Linked DNA regions of Homo sapiens: region 1 is linked to region 2. Evidence: chromatin loops called from intact Hi-C (ENCODE). Cell type or tissue: IMR-90. All regions are shown on one strand. Each heading gives the region's core, and the rest is flanking DNA. Links, peaks and the distances in the headings are about the cores only.

Evidence for each region. Hi-C counts contacts between places; a loop is a spot of excess contacts. Peaks named below come from ENCODE experiments on the same cell type or tissue, not always from the same donor. Only the 100,000 strongest peaks of a DNase experiment are listed, where the experiment ranks them.
Region 1: a loop joins it to region 2, with 2.2 times the contacts of the local background. A loop is called at or near these places in 3 of 110 quality-filtered maps.

The regions. Positions count from the first base shown.
Region 1 is chr2:146,937,411-146,945,755 of GRCh38, forward strand. LOC107985824 (a long non-coding RNA gene) reads right to left here. Exons shown (of 3, transcript XR_001739217.2): 2 at 6,290-6,421. Among named protein-coding and RNA genes, the nearest start is that of LINC01911, 100 kb to the left of the region's middle. RefSeq lists an enhancer at 7,756-7,925. In IMR-90, for the core only: no CTCF peak of the experiment used is centred there; no DNase peak of the experiment used is centred there; H3K27ac peaks cover 576 bases.
Region 2 is chr2:147,022,174-147,030,518 of GRCh38, forward strand. No RefSeq gene overlaps it. Among named protein-coding and RNA genes, the nearest start is that of LINC01911, 190 kb to the left of the region's middle. In IMR-90, for the core only: no CTCF peak of the experiment used is centred there; a DNase peak (open chromatin) is centred at 4,698; H3K27ac peaks cover 1,245 bases.

The DNA of each region.
Region 1 (8,345 bases), core at 287-8,286, 85 kb before region 2:
GAGATTACAGGCGTGAGCCACCGCGCCCGGCTAGACTGTCTATTCTCTGTTTGTGATATTATATAGTATTAGGTAAGCAAGCCTGCTGATGGAATGGGTGTGATGAGGGATTGGATAGAAAGAAAAAAGTCAAAGATAATTTTTAGTTTTTTACTTGAAAAAATTAGTGAATAATAATGGAATATACTAACTTTTAGAAATTGGAGACAATAGAGTTGGAGAGGTAAAAAAAATCAAGGTTTTAGTTTAGCAGAGTTGTGTTTTAAATTTCTTTCAGATATCTACATAGAGCTATCTACTGGTTGTTGAATATATTTGTGAAGTATTAGGCAAAAGTCAAGTTTGTGAATACATACGTGTGAAGCGCTGATCTATAACTAGTATGTAGCATTATTAGATGTATGCAGTTACTTAGGTAAAAAGTGTGGATGAAAAATGGAGATCCCTGGAGCATTTAGCGCAGAGGAGAAAGAACTAAGAAAGTGTGTTGTCACAAGTTCAACAAGGTGTTTCAAAGGGGACAGTGTGGTCAGCTAGATACAAGATTCCTACAGAAAAGTCAAGTGAGATGAGTGCAGCAAAGGAAGGCCCCTCCAGTTTGCTCTGTGAAGCTTTCTGGTGATCTTAATAAAAGCAGTTTCAGTGGAACTCAATAGAAGCATATTCATGATACATTATTTATTTGTATTTATTTATTTTTTCTTTTTTGAGACGGAGTCTTGCTCTGTCACCCAGGCTGGAGTGCAGTGGCACAATCTCCGCTCACTGTAACCTCCGCCTCCCCGGTTCATGCCATTCTCCTGCCTCAGCCTCCTGAGTAGCTGGGACTACAGTTGCCTGCCACCATGCACGGCTCATTTTTTGTATTTTTAGTAGAGACAGGGTTTCACCGTGTTAGCCAGGATGGTCTCGATCTCCTAACCTCGTGATCTGCCCGCCTCAGCCTCCCAAAGTGCTGGGATTACAGGTGTGAGCCACCGTGCCCAGCCATGATACATTATTAAGAAAACCATTTTTATGGTCACTTAGCATGCCATCATGTTCAGTCTATGTTGTACTATAATTTATTTTATTTTATTTATTTCTTTTTGAGATGGAGTCTCGCTCTGTCTCCAGGCTGGAGTGCAGTGGTGCAATCTTGGCTCACTGCAACCTCTGCCTCCTGAGTTCAAGCAATTCTCCTGCCTCAGCCTCCCAAGTAGCTGGGACTACAGGGGCGCATCACCATGCCCAGCTAATTTTTATATTTTTAGTAGAGATGAGGTCTCACCATGTTGGCCAGGATGGTCTTGCTCTCTTGACCTCATGATCCACCTGCCTCAGCCTTCCAAAGTGCTGGGATTACAGGTATGAGCCACCACACCCGGCCTCTATGTTGTACTGTAATTTATTTAAGAAATATTTTATAATATATATTTAGTTTATATCCATTTTTCAGTATTACAAATGACATAATTATGACTCTCCTTGTACATATAGTGTTATATCTTCAATCACTTCCCTAAGACAAAGTCATAGTTGAGGTGTTTTTTTAATTCACAGATAATGTACATGGTAAATATTTTGAATATATACTTCCAATTTCCCCCTCTCTATGCAGTTTAACTTAGAGTATAATTCCTGACCTGGTGATAAAATACAAATAAATGAACTAAAAATGATTTATCTTGTTTAAATTAAAGTAGAGGTCTCCAACACCCAACAACCCAATTCATTCCTCTACACTCATTTTGAAACAATAATTCTTATTTAAAACAGTTATCCTTTTTTATACTAGAACTAACTTTCTTCAGCTTACTTTATGTGTGAGAGAGATTTGGAAAGAAAAAGTCATATAATGCTATAGTTTCTGTTACTTTGAGTCCATATTCTATGCATCTCATACTGAACAAAGGTAAGGTTTGAGTAAAACCTACACATTCTGAATTATTTGAGCTACTAGGTAAATCTACCATTAAAACTAATGAAATAACATTCTGGCTAAAAAAGCACTCAAATCTTAAGAAATAAATTCACCCATGTTATTTTAAAAAGCATATAATAGAATAGAATCAGGGTTTAAAACAATCTATTGTGTTTATTTACATCTCACAGAGCAGTAACAATCAAAGTTAAATTAAAACATCCTCGGTGCTTGGCACATTGCCTGGCACTTCACAGGTGCTTAATAAATATTTGTTGAATGAATTCAGTCAGTTCAGGAAGAAATAACATATCAACATTGCATTATCTCCTGTGGATGAACTGCCTGTTTTGCAAGGTAGTCCAAGAATCAATAGTAATTACTTTAGGATTTTGATGATTTGAAAAATTAACTTTAAAAGTGTGAATTAGGTTGTGTGTTGGCTTCTCTATCTCTAAAGTTCAATACTTTGCTTTCTGAAATGAACCTACAAAAGCATTTTTTTTCTCCAAAGGAGTCAAGTACCCTTTAGACACCAAATTAAACACCTTAGTTTATCTTTAGTGCATGGTAATTGAATAAATGTGCCTTCCCAGTAATACCCACAATTTTATTTCTCCTATTACAAATGTTCATCCAACATGAGCATATTTTAGGCTGGTCAAAATCAACACCTCTATTAAACAGTATTTTCCTCCAGTCAATATTTTTCTCATTCAAACATTTACTTTCAGCAATCCTAAAACTCCAGCGATCTAAATATAGGCAACCTCAACTTGAAAAAATTCACAGCTAAAACTAACATATACTCTCTGCCAATCTGTGCACCAGCTGTGGATTAAAATGTGCTGAAAAGCAGAACATTTTGTCTCTCTTCAATGATCAAATAGTCTCTTGCAGCATATACAACTCTTCATTAAATGGGGGGGGGGTGGTGCTGCAGGAGGGAGAGAAGAATCTGGGTGATTTATTTTGAGGTGTCCGGAAGGTGCTGAAATCCACTTAACTTACAGTTGTCACCTGGTTCTTTAAACAAAAAGCTATCTGAGTATTAAATAGAAGCAAGGAGAGCAGTGGTAACTGAGTTAGATTCTTGGAAGGAGAGTATCTTCCTGACTTTTCCAAATTACTTTCAGATTTGCTTCCTGTTTACTTTCTGGCAAACATTTAAAAATATCTGCCCAAATAAGGTCGCATTTGCAGAGACTGTAGAAATTCCATGCAACTGCAAGGTTCCGGGAAAAAAATGACAGATTTATTACAGGGGTTAGCATTAGTCAAAGAGCTCGTTTAATTATTTTAAGTCTCTTGCAAAATGTGAGTTCTTTTTTCCATTAATATAGTATTTACCAATATATATTCTTCTAATATTTGTAGCACAAAATTGCTCAAAATTGTTTCTACAATCCCATAGACCACAAATTCTTTACTTATTTACTCATTTTAAATGGCCTCAAAAACTGTACAGGGATTATCCAGCACAGAATGTCTTACTTAAAAAGATTGATGCTAACCTGATCAGCATAATATACGAATTGAAGCATAGCATCACAAGAAAAAAAATCTTAAAATTGTTGACTGTAAAATCATGATGAATATTTTTTTCAGTTTGCACAATTGTCAAATTTTTGTAGAGACTTTTGTCCAATGGCAGAACAATCTGTTTTACTTATTTAGCTCCTCAAAGTTTAAGTTCTGTTGTCTCCTAACCATATGGCAAAACAGAATTGTCACTGTCTAATCATAGCTTGTATTATTTCACGTTAATGAGCAAACCTTAAGTTCTTCACCATAATTTTATAAATACAAAGTGTATGTATGTTAATCAAATTGCCAAATTTAAGATTATTACTCACTGAGAATCAAAATGGAAATCTTACACTAAATTAAAAAAAAGGAAAAATATTTGTATGTCTATGTATATCATTATGATATTTTTATGTAGATATTTTATCTTTAGATATTATCTCAATAAAAATAAAGAAAAACAGGAAATTTGAGTAACATACTTATCTTTAAAATATGCAATTTATAAAGCAGAAATACAAAAAAATCAAAGCAATATAAGTAGCATTTTTCTTATATTTAAGCAGTACTTTATACTTTTAAAACCTCTTTTAACTATTTCATTGTGAACTTTACAATCACTTTTCAAAATACAAAAACACACTGTTATTCTTAATTTTTAGATGAGAAGGCAGATACAGAAATTAAGTGATTTTCCACAATGTCTTACAACTGATCTCATGGTGGAAGTTGTTTTTAAACTTTCTTAAACTTCAAACACACACACACACACACACACACACACACACACACACACACCTCTGAATTACAATCAGATAGCCAAATAAAAAAAATCTCCTACTTGCCATGTGTCTTAAGAGGACAATAAAGCAAAAGTTGATATATGCATTAAAATAAAATGATATAGGCAAACAGTTCAACTAAAGGCAAAGCAGGAAAAAAAGAAAAAAATGCACAAATGATTGGAAGGAAAAAGTGGTTGTCTTTCTCTCTTCTTAATGCAAAAAAAAAAATCTAATCAGAACTCTAAATGTGAATTTCACAAACACAAGGCCACACCAAGGAAATTAAGAGCAGCACAGTATAGGTTAAGGGCCACTTAATGACAAAGCATAATCAGTCCATTTCAATTGACCTTTTAGAAATAATCAGTGTTTTTGTCACAGAGTTTTATAGTATTTTTTTTCAAGCAACTTAACTTCTCTATCCTTGACTAACTTGCAAAAGGATACAGAATTGAATATACAAATATACCATGTTACGGCTACCATTGATGTTCAATTCTTTTGATGGAGAGAGTACATAACAATCATCTTAATGGAACTATATAAAAAAAGATCAGACTATCTTTGAAATCCAACATCAAAAGTTTTCTGAAATAAGTAGTTACAATTTTTTAAATTTAAGTTTTAAATATTAGGTATTGCACAGAAATCAGAGGTAAACATGATTGATTCCAGACAATTTGCTCTGAAAATAAGAATTGGCCAAATGTTAAGCTCAATTAGACAGCTGTCTATATTATCTGGGGTTATGAAAGACCCTTTTGCTCTTACACTTTTTATCTTACAGCACCTCATGGTGTCTTAAATTCCCACTAGACTTAAGATTCTGAAGGTCACTGAACAAATGTCAATGTTATCAGCACACATTTTAACACATCTCACACATCTAGTCGTTATCAGCTATCAACACCTCAACTTGGATTCATGTAAAAAAAAGAGCCTAATCAGTTACCTGGCAAAGAATAAAATAAAGAACTTGTATATTATGATTGAAGGGAAAATGTGACAAATAGGCTTTCTTGTGAGGTAGAAAGGGTAGATATAATTGGGAAAATAAGAGTGAAGGACAACCAGAGGCCGACAATGGGAAGAATTAGATATGGGTTACTCTGTCTTTGTCTTTTCCAGCTCCACAAAAAACTTCAGCTCTAATCTCATCCATAATTCTAAAGCAGCCATTATAATCTTAGAAATAAACCAATACATTCAGTATTTTGTTTCTCACATTTTTACCATATCTCAGCATCTTCTTTATCACACATGTAGAAGTCTGTGGAGTTGTCATTAAGGATGTTAGGTAAAAGATTTCTACTTTAAGATCTCTGATAACTGGTGTATCAGAGATATCTGGTAACATATCAGGATATCTCCAAATGTGATATTTGCCTCAATTTTCCTGCCTGAAATTCTTCTAATGAAGTCCAGGTCTCTATGTCCATCACAACTAAATGTCACATGTTGTGAACAGCAAGAGGTTAGACCTTGTCAAAGCAGGATCTTGACTGAGCAGGGGTTTATTGGAAGATGCCAAGAACCAACCCAGGATGTACTACAGTCTGTAGTTCAGAGAGAGAGCAAAAAAGTTCATCCAGTGGACAAGAAAAAAAGACATAAGAAGAATTACCAGCACGGTCTGATGTATTTTGATTTATCTTGCCTAGTAGAGTCTTCCTCTGTTTTTTTTTTCTAATATTTGCTTTTTCTATTCTGTAAGTAATTCACGTTAACAAGAGAAGACTTGGAAAACATGCAGATGAAACCATATACCACCTGAGATTTAACCACCTGGAGATAATCACTAATAACATTTTCATATATTTCCTCCCAATCTGTTTTTTTTCTCTGCATATATAGTTGTAGATAAAAATATAGAGGGATGTTTTGCCTCAAAAGGTACATATGCTTGTATAAGCCTTATATCATTCAGTGAATTCTTGCGAATATTTTTCTAGTCCCTCAAATTCTATAACATGATTTAAAGGCTACAAAGTTAAGTCTAGTGTATGATATGCCATCTAAGGGTGCTATTGACCCATAGGAACTCAAAGGCAAACTGATGTTGTCTATTTCTTACCTGTCTTCTCCTTTGAACACTGGAACACTCTTGGCTCTTTGCTGGGTTGAGCCACCACGATGACACCACTGTGTATCTTACTTTGGGTGTCATGCATCCTACACCTCCTTCAGACCTATGAAATTGCACCTACTGGAAAAAAAAAAACATTTGCTGAAATTGTCCACATCTTTGCACTGCCTCTTAGACTGTCTGGCCATCTGTGTCAGAGCATCAACTTCCACAGCCCCATTTCTTCAATCCCATCTAATCCTGCTTTCCTCCCTGCATGTATTTGTGGGTAAGAGATACCATATCTTATTTCTAAGCCTGTTTCTAGAATTAAAACTGTACAGAGGAAATATTAATGAAAATGCATTTATACATGTTATTATCTTGCCTGGCTATCCCTGAACAGGTATGTAGATTTTAGTATGGCAGTTCCTGAACTCAATCTCCACACATAGGTAGGGGATCTTCTTTGGACTTTTGTCATATTTATTCAACAAGTATTTATTGGGCACTTACTATGTGTCAATCACTATTTCATTTGCCTGGTCTTTAAAGACTACATTCCAGGGAAAAAATAAGGAAAACAGACAAATATAATAAATACAAATATAAAAAATGTGATTGAGGAATCAAACAGTTCGCTGGCTTAAAGAATACTTAGGGGACCAACTTTAAAGAGATCAGGAAACACTACCCTGAGGAAATCTCCAGCCCATTGTGGAGACTCGCTTTCCCCAGGATCCCAAAGAATTAAATTCACCTTCTTACCATTTTCAAAAGCACCTAGTATGTTGCAGGCTAGGATCCTTAGAATCTTGCCATTCCTGTCTCACATGTCCTTCATCCCCACCAACGTCCAGTCAATGCAACTTCTCATTAAAATATGTCTATTTCTACCTCACCTGAAGCACTTAAATACCCGCAGTGAACGAGTTAAACGATTAAAAATGCATTTTTCTTCCCAGCCTGCAGCAGTTCAACACATGAATTATGTCTTTGATTCTGGCAACTCTTCTGCAACTAAAAAGATGTTTGAAAAAGGAAAACAGGAAATGCCACAGAGAAATGTGTCTCTTTGTTTTTTTGGAGAAAAACCTTCCCATTAGTGGCGTCCAGCAGAACAAAGTGAAATATGCTAGAGTTTAAGAGTTAGCCAAACCTTGGAATTGGATTCTAGTTCTGCATCTTGCTTACTGTGGTGAGCTCAGTAAATTACTGAATCACATTAAACCTCAATTTCCTCCTCTATAAAATGAGAATACAATACTCTATGTAATGTAATTCTAAGAATTAGAAATAATATATGTAAAGCACTTAGCACAGCACCCTCTCACATATCTCTGGATAAATAGCTATTGTTATCATTTCTTAATGACCTCATGATTAATTATGAATTGTTATCCACATTTTATTTATACATTATCCTCATGGTGTGCCACCATGCCCAGAAAGGTTAAATAACTTGCCCAGAATTAGAGTCAAGGTGAGGCTTCAACTCCAAAACTCTGCTCTTAACTATGGTTAGAGCACTATGAAAAATATAAATGTAGAATAGCACGTCAGTCAATTTCATTAGGTTGCATCTCAGGTTCAAGGCTATCCATTCAAAGTAGCACGTGGCAGACGGAATATTATGTGGTGCCAGGATGTGCCTTAAAATCAAGAACCATGCCTGAGTGACACTGAGAGTACTGATTTGCCTACAACTGCCTTCACTCAAGCAAGACTGAGCTCAAGGGATGGCAGGAAAGCAAGAAGGGTGAGGAAGGTGAAACCCAGTGGATTAAGGGATGGTAAGAGGAGACTACTACAGGGGGTCTCAAAGGAGTACACATATGCACCAAATACCAGTGAGGGAACCTAATTCAGACCACATTTTAAACATATTTTACATATTATGATGGGGAAGAAATTTTAATTGAAAAGATTTGTCCAGATGTTGCAGTGCCCTAGCTACCAAACTGGATTATATACAGGTCGGGAATCTTTTCTTAGGTGAAAAGGACTGACACTAAAGAGAAAATGACAGTGCTGAAACCATGAGATCGTGGTTCAGGCAGAACTA
Region 2 (8,345 bases), core at 188-8,187:
TTAAAAAGTTAAACATACATCTATCTTTCGAGCTAGCAATTTCTCTCCCAGATATTTACCCAAGAGAAACAAAAACTTATGTTCACAAAAAGAAATGTATAAGAATGTTTATAGCAGAATTATATACAATAGTCAAAAACGGAAAACAATCTACTTTAGTCCATTTTCACACTGCTACAAAGACATACCTGAGACTGGGTAATTTATAAAGGAAAGAGGTTTACTTGACTGACAGTTCCACAGGGATGGGGAGGCCTCAGGAAACTTACAATCATGGTGGAGGGGGAAGCAAACACATCCATCTTCACATGGCGTCAGGAAAGAGAACAGCATGGGGGAACTCCATCCAATCACCTCCCATGAGGTCCCTCCCTCAACACACGAGGATTACAATTTGAAATGAGATTTGGGTGGGGGTACTGCCAAATCACATCATTCCAACACTGGCCTCTCACAAATTTCATGTCCTCATATTTCAAAACAAAATCATGCCTTCCTAACAGTCCCCCAAAGTCTTAACTCATTCCATATTGGGGGAACCCACCCCCAATATTCAACATAGGTTCTTTCTATATTCCATAAGTGTCGGCTGGCTGAGAAATAAAGAGAAAGAGTACAAAGAGGAATTTTACAGCTGGGCCTCCAGGGGTGACATGACCATGATGCCCACCTGAGCTGCAAAATCAGCAAGTTTTATTAAGGATTTCAAAAGGGGAGGGGGTACAAGAACAGGTAGTAGGTCACAAGGTCACATGCTTCAAAGGGCAAAAAGGAGAACAAAGATCACATGCTTCTGAGGAAACAGGACAAGAGCAAAATCACAAACTCCTGATAAGGGTCCAACAAAGATCACAAGGCAAAGGGCAAAAGCAGAATTACTGATAAGGGTCTATGTTCAGCGGTGCACGTATGTCTTGATAAACATCTTAAACAACAGAAAACAGGGTTCAAGAGCAGAGAACCGGTCTGACCTCAAATTTACCAATTTGAGGGTGGAGTTTCCCAATCCTAGTAAGCCTGAGGATACTGCAGGAGACCAAGGCATATTTCAGTCCTTATCTCAACTGCATAAGACAGACACTCCCAGAGCGGCCATTTATAGACCTCCCCCCAGGAATGCATTTGTTCCCTAGGGTATTAATTATTAATATTCCTTGCTGGGAAAAGAATTTAGTGATATCTTCCTTACTTGCACGTCCATTTATAGGCTCTCTGCAAGAAGAAAAATATGGCTCTATTTTGCCTGACCCTGCAGGCAGTCAGACCTTATGGTTGTCTTCTGTTGTTCCCTGAAAATCACTGTTATTCTGTTCTTTTTCAAGGTGCACTGATTTCATATTGTGCAAACACACATGTTTTACAATCAATTTGTACAGTTAACACAAATATCATAGTGGTCATGAGGTGACGTACATCCTCAGCTTAAAAAGATAACAGGATTAAGACATTAAAGTAAGATAGGCATAAGAAATTATAAGAGTATTACTTGGGAACTGATAAATGTCCACATTAAAATGAAATCTTCACAATTTATGTTCCTTTGCCACGGCTCCAGCTGGTCCCTCCATTTGGGGTCCTTGACTTCCTGCAACAATTCCAGCATTAACGCATAAGTCCAAGTACAAAGTCTCATCAGAGACAAGACAGGTCCCTCCTGCCTATGAGCCAGTAAAATCAAAAGCAAGTTAGTTACTTCCAAGATACAATGGGGATACAGGCATTGGATAAGTGCTCCCATTCCAAAAGGGAGAAATTGGCTGAAACAAAGGGGTTACAGGCCCCATGCAACTGTGAAATCCAGCAGGGCAGTCATTAAACTTTAAAGCTCCAAAATGATTCCCTTTGACTCTACATCTCACATCTGGGACATGCTGATGCAAGGAGTGGGCTCCCACAGCCTTGGGTAGCTTCTTCACAGGCAGGTGTTTAGTGCCTGAAGCTTTTCCAGGTGTACAGTGCAAGCTGTCAGTGTATCTCCCATTCTGAGGTCTGGAGGAGGGTGGCCCTCTTCTCACAGCTCCACTAGGCAGTATCCCAGTAGGGACTCTATGTGGGGACTCCAACCCCACATTTCCTTCCATCGACTCATGGGGAATAAAGGATTACAATTCAAGATGAGATATGGCTGGGGACACAGCCAAACCATATCACAGTCCAAATGCCCATTAAAATGAAAATAACAAACAATGTGTGGTTTGTCCAAACAGTGAGATATTAGACAGCATTAAAAAGAGAATTACTAAAGTACACAACAATATGGATAAATACGAAAAAATATATTATGTTGAACAAAAGTCAGAAATGCAAAACTGTATACAGTGTATAACTCCATTTATATAAAATCCAAGAAGAGACTGTGGCTGGAAGTCAGAAATTGAAGGGGAAGGGCAGTAGAGGTTAGAGGAAATAAAATTTTTTTGAAAGAGGGACAAGGGAACTACCTGTAGTAATGGAAATATTCTATATCTTGTTTTGTATGCATGAAATTGTTAAAACTCAATGAACTAAATCCCAAAAACATGTACATATTATATATGTTAATTATATGTCAATACAATATGTAAAGGAGAAGGAGGAAGAGGGAGAGGAGGAGGAAGAGGAAGAAGGTTATAGTAGTTGTTTGTCCTGCATGGCAGATCTTATAAATGAGAAATTCTGAGGGTGGGGACTTGGAATCTGTCTGTTTTGCAAGCCTCTGAAGGGGTTTTGATGAACTCGGAGATCTTGACAAGAATTGTCCTCATCATTGATCCACAGCTGTAAAAAACACTAGCTTTAAGTGGAAGTAAGTCAAACAGGACCCCTTGTGGCTTAGACCTTTCCTTCAGGAATCCTCTATCCTTGGGTCTCCTGAAGCAAGATTTCTATCATATCATTTATCAGATTCTTCTAATTTTTTACCTTGATCTGTAGATTATCTTTTAAAAGTCATACTCTATTTCCTCAATGGATTATAAACCCCTCAAGCTCTGGTCCTCTCTCACACATTTGTGTTGATTCCCCACAAACATTGTTGTGATGAGGTTTCTGAGGAAGGATATCCTCTGTTAACTCTCTCTACCATGAAGCTTGCACTTAGAGAATTTCCCTAGGCGCAGCCCCAGCCCCTTAAATACATGAGACTCCCATGGTGTGAGTGTTTCCAGCAGAGGGAAAGCCTAGGCAAAGAAAGGTTAGGTGCCATCCAGCCCCAGCCTCAGAATGAGTCTGCAGGATCACCAGAGTGAGCAGAGGGCAGCCCAGGGCCACAACTAGGCTATAGAAGTGTGGGGAGATCCTGGACTTTTCTAAGAAAGCCCATAAAGCCAGGAGCTTAGGGAAGCACATTGGACTATTGTTCCCAGAATGCCTAGCTTAATGCCCAGGATCAGCCCTCCTCTCAAGCAAATGGGTGTAATTTCACTTCCACAAAACCTCTTCCCAAAATATCTCACACATGGCCCTTCTGGCACCAACTATTAAATTAGGTGAAATGAAAGTTTCAGCAGCCTCTAGCCAGATCTCCAAAAAGAAAACCACATTACTGGCAATGGCAGTGAAAGCAAAGGCAGTCTATAAAACCCGAACATGTTTTTGTCACATTTCCTATTGAAGGGCAATTGTGCAATGTCTAAAAACTGAAATACAAGATTCTGGACAGATTTAATGAAGAGCTGAGTCACTTGTTTCATTGATTGCATGTCTTAAATGGATGGGCACATTTCCATTGAGAAGAGCACAACTGTGTTGTAACTATGCATTTTATCCATGGGTAGCAGAGTCAACAGTTCTCAAGATGTTTTGAGAGCCCATTATAAGTCAGGCATCTATGAAGCAATGTATGTGAATAATCATACTTAATGTTCATAGTAAACTAATAATGAGGCAAAGACCACTATAATTGTCATTTTACAGATGTGAAAACTGAAGCCAAGAGTACCTAAATAGGGGACCCAATGTTATTTAACTAAGAAATAGTCAAGCTATATTAAGATCCAAGTGGTCTTACCCCATGAGTCATTCATTTTTTAAAACATTTTTCCCACTGAGTAAATATTTATTAAACCCTTATTATATGCCAGACACTGTTCTAGGCATTGGGAACATGATGACTGTCAAAGTTTCTATACTCACAGAGCTTACATTCTGGTGAAAAAGAAAATGAGTGACTGAAATATTTATAATGTAATAAGCAATGATGAGGGATAAAAAGTGATTATGTGTGTTGGAATGCTTCTTAGTGAGATAGAATGGTCCCAAATGCCTCTTTGCAGAGGTGTCTTTGCAATGAGACTGGACCAACTGAAGGTAGGAAAGCAGCCAGGCACATTTGCAAGGAAAGAATCCCAGGCTGTAGAAAATTTCTTGCAAGGAAATATAGTCACATTAAAAGGATTGAAAGGAGGCAACTGGGGCTGAAGACATAAGCTAAGGAAGGAATGTTAAAAAAAAAGTACTAAAAAGGCTCTTAGGGGCATATTTTGTAGGACATTGTGGAACATTTTATTTTGAGGAAGGTCAGAGCCTGTGAAGGCTTTGAGTAGGGGAGGGGCATGGTCTGCTGGCTGTGGAGAGTTCAGACTTGGGAGAGGTTACAGCAATAAAGGACTCTGGAAGATCAGTCAGGGGACCACAAGAATGTAAAGCAGAGTGGTACAGTGGCAGGAGTGGTGATAAATGGTTGCATTTAGAATAGACTGTGGATATATGGCCATGAGATTTGCTTAAGGATTGCATGTAAGATGTGAGTCAAGGATGACAAGGATCCTCTTTCACTATTATGGTGTACCCTCCATGATAGTTACTCACCAATGAGGAGTAAAAGTTAGTATTTTCCCTTCCAGGAAAAGGGAATGAGATACGAGAGAAAGCCTTTCCCTAGCGATGAGCAAACTTTTATCTCTACAAAAAAAACAGTAAGTGAGTGGTTTTCCTGGTAGTGAGTTATTAGCTTGGTGAGAAGGAAACTCCAGGCTGTTACAAAACAAGGAAAATTAGACTAAGTGTCAGAAGAAGTGGATTCCATTTCTGATTCAACCATTTAAGGAGAGTGTGATGCCAGCAAGATGCCTAAGCCCACTGGTTTTATTTGCTTTAAATATTAAATGGGCATAAAAATTCATGCCCTCCCTGCTAATGAACTGTTGTAAAGAACAAGTGAAATAAAGTAAATGAATGTATCCTAAAAATTCTAAACTGAAGCATACCTGCAATGCATAATAAAAATTCTATCTTTCCAGGTTTAGTATGTCTATGTAATGTTGGCAGTGAAGTCTTGTTACATATACTTTATAAGCTGAGTGTTAATACATCTCTGATTAAGACTTGTCTAGAAGCTGAGAGATTTTCCTATTATCTACAGAAAAAAAAAAAGCCATGCTAATGTTTCCCCATGCACATGTAGTTTTCTCTCCTTTCCCAAGCCAGGCCAATTGCTGTGTTCTAATATCAGCTCTGCTGTCTTCATTTTCTTTGTACCATGCAGCTGTTTTTGCTTATATGGAAAATATCGTTGGAAACCCAAAAATAAACACAATTGCAATGAAAAAGAAGATAAAATAAACAAAAGGCATAGCATGTTCAAGCTTTAAAAGTGAATCTAGAAGTTTTAAAACAATTTGAGGAATTGCAGCCTCAACATTCAAAGAACATTGGGGCTACATAAATCCACACTGAAGACATAATAAATAGTTTAGAGGAATGCTCAGTGTATTAGCATACTTGAGACTACCAGAGACTGGGTAATTCATGAAGAAATGAGGTTCAATTGGCTCACAGTTCTGCAGGCTGCAGGCTGTACAGGAAGCATGGCTGGGAAGCCTCAGGAAACTTACAATCATGGCAGAAAGGCAAAGGGAAACCAAGTGCATCTTCACATGGCAGCAGGAGAGAGAGAAAAGGGGGAAGTGCTATGTGCTTTTAAACAACCAGATCTCATGAGAACTCAACTCACTATCATGAGAACAGCAAGGGGGAAGTCTGCCCCCTTGATTCAAACACCTCCCACCAAGCGCTTCCTCCAACACCTGGGGATTACAGTTTGACATGAGATTTGAGTGGGGACACAGAGCCAAACTATATTATTCTGCCCCTGGCCCCTCTCAAATCTCATGTCCATCTCACATTTCAGAACACAATCATGCCTTCCCAACAGCCTCCCAAAGCCTTAACTCCTTCCAGCATTAACTCAAAAATCCAAGTATGGTCTTAAATGAGACAAGGCAAATCCCTTCCGTCTATCAGACTATCAAATCAAAAACAAGTTAGTTACTTCAAAGATACAATGGGGATACAGGCATTGGGTAAATGCTCCCATTCCAAAAGGGAGAAATTGGCCAAAACTAAGAGGCTAAAAGGCCCCATGTAAGTCTGAAACCCAGCAGGGCAGTCATGAAATCCTAAAGATTCCAAGCAGAAATCTTAGTGTTTCCTGATTTGTAAAACTAAACTCAGAACCTACTGTGTAAACCCATTAATGTATCAGATACTATTCACTTTCCATTTCTCAAGTAAATGACATTCATAGAAACTTCCAGGAAGTCTACACCAGCACATAAGGGAAGTTAAGTGGAGTGGCTTCCTTCTTCATAATTCTTAAGGATGTACATATCTTGTGCTGTGTGAACAGTTGTCTGAATATTTGGGGTTGGTCAGTATAGTCACCCTAAAATTTAAAGGGTTGGAGATAATCATCTTGAACTCTGAACTTTTAGTCTTACTATTTGTATTTGAACAATCAGATGAAGAAGTATCTAGCGAGAAAAAAATAAGTGATTTTAACAAGCTGCTATTAAAACAGACAGATGAGGACTAGAGAGAAGCCCTGACTTATGAACTAAGACACACAACCCCGCCAGGCTTTTCCTGCTTCTACCTGTATTGCTCATTTCCACTTTCAAAATACCCCACTAGTCTCTTCCACCTTCCTTCCTTGTCATTTCACTGCCATAAATTACATCACACATTAACCAGGTTAAAGTGCATGCATGTAAACACACACACACACACACACACACACACACACACACACACACACACATCATAGATGCCACTGAATTGGGGCTGAAGAGAAGAAACTTTGGAACTTCAAATAAGTTCTGGTTTCAGGTGGGGAAAAAAACATTAAAAAGATGAAGAGCTTAGCCCAGGAACAAATGCCCAGTAGTAACAGTGGGGCAGAAAGTATTAATATTCACGCTATTCATGTGCTCCTCTACACGTCTGGATGTCCTTGCAGTTGGTTCAGACCTGTAACGGAGCTCTGGCCTCTGTAAAATAGGCTGATAAGTGCTATGTCACATGTCCAGTCTGTCCCTCTTCTGTGGTATTTCTTTAACAGCTGGAATTGGAGGACTCTGAGATGACAGTGCAAACTGTTTCCCCTGTTGGAGAAGAGCTGCCCAACTTTCACAGGACCTTGTGTGAACAGAAATAAACTTGTATCTTGTACTTCCACTGAGATTTTAGCATTGTTTGTTTCAGTAGGTAATGTTAATTACTTTAAAACAAAATGCTTTGAAAATTAATGACATGTTTTCTGGAGCTGTTGGAGCCAGAGCCAAGTGCTGAAGCATACGAATCTGCAGCGTAAATTCAGAAAGTTCAGGATGTGAGGCTCCACAAGCTATATGGTGGGAATTGGAAGTTGACCTGCTTCTCTGGTGCTGTGCACACTTCCACATACCAACACCTCCAGCTGCCATCATTGCATCATTTACCTAAACTTATACACTTGGGTCAACAAGTCCCCTTTTTAGTAAAAAAAGTAGTTATGAAGAAATTGTTGGTTTTCTACACCATAGTGAGATTTATTTGGTTCTGATTGATTTGTTCTTAGCAAATGTTCTGAGAAAATTGAAAATTGAGGGATGAAAGAGCATAGATCCTTAAAAATAGCACGGTGGATGACGTGCCTGGGGATGAATGCCTTAGGGAAGGATAATGTGTGTTGGCGTGGGGAGAGTCACGGAGTGAAGGAAGAGAAAGCAGGGAGAGTTGCAGAAGGATACCCAGCTGCCAATCTCACAGATTTTACATTTTTGCTTAAGGCCATCTCTAGGAAACCGGAAAACCCATTCTCCCATTTAACTCTCAAGGCTGCTTGACTCCTATTCCCAGGTGGTCTGACAGCACACACTGCAGTTCTACTTCACGAATTGAGTAAGCTTTTGTTGGTTAGCCTGACACCCTAATGCCCAGTCAATACACTGTCTCTAGGAAAGAACACTTTCCAAATTCCAGACAAACAGTTTTAGAATACAAGCTATAAAGCCTATTCATAAAATTTGAAATTGTGCAAGAATCAATCCATATACTTCCTTGCCAACACCAAGACTAAATGGTTTGTCTTCACTGCACATCTTTTT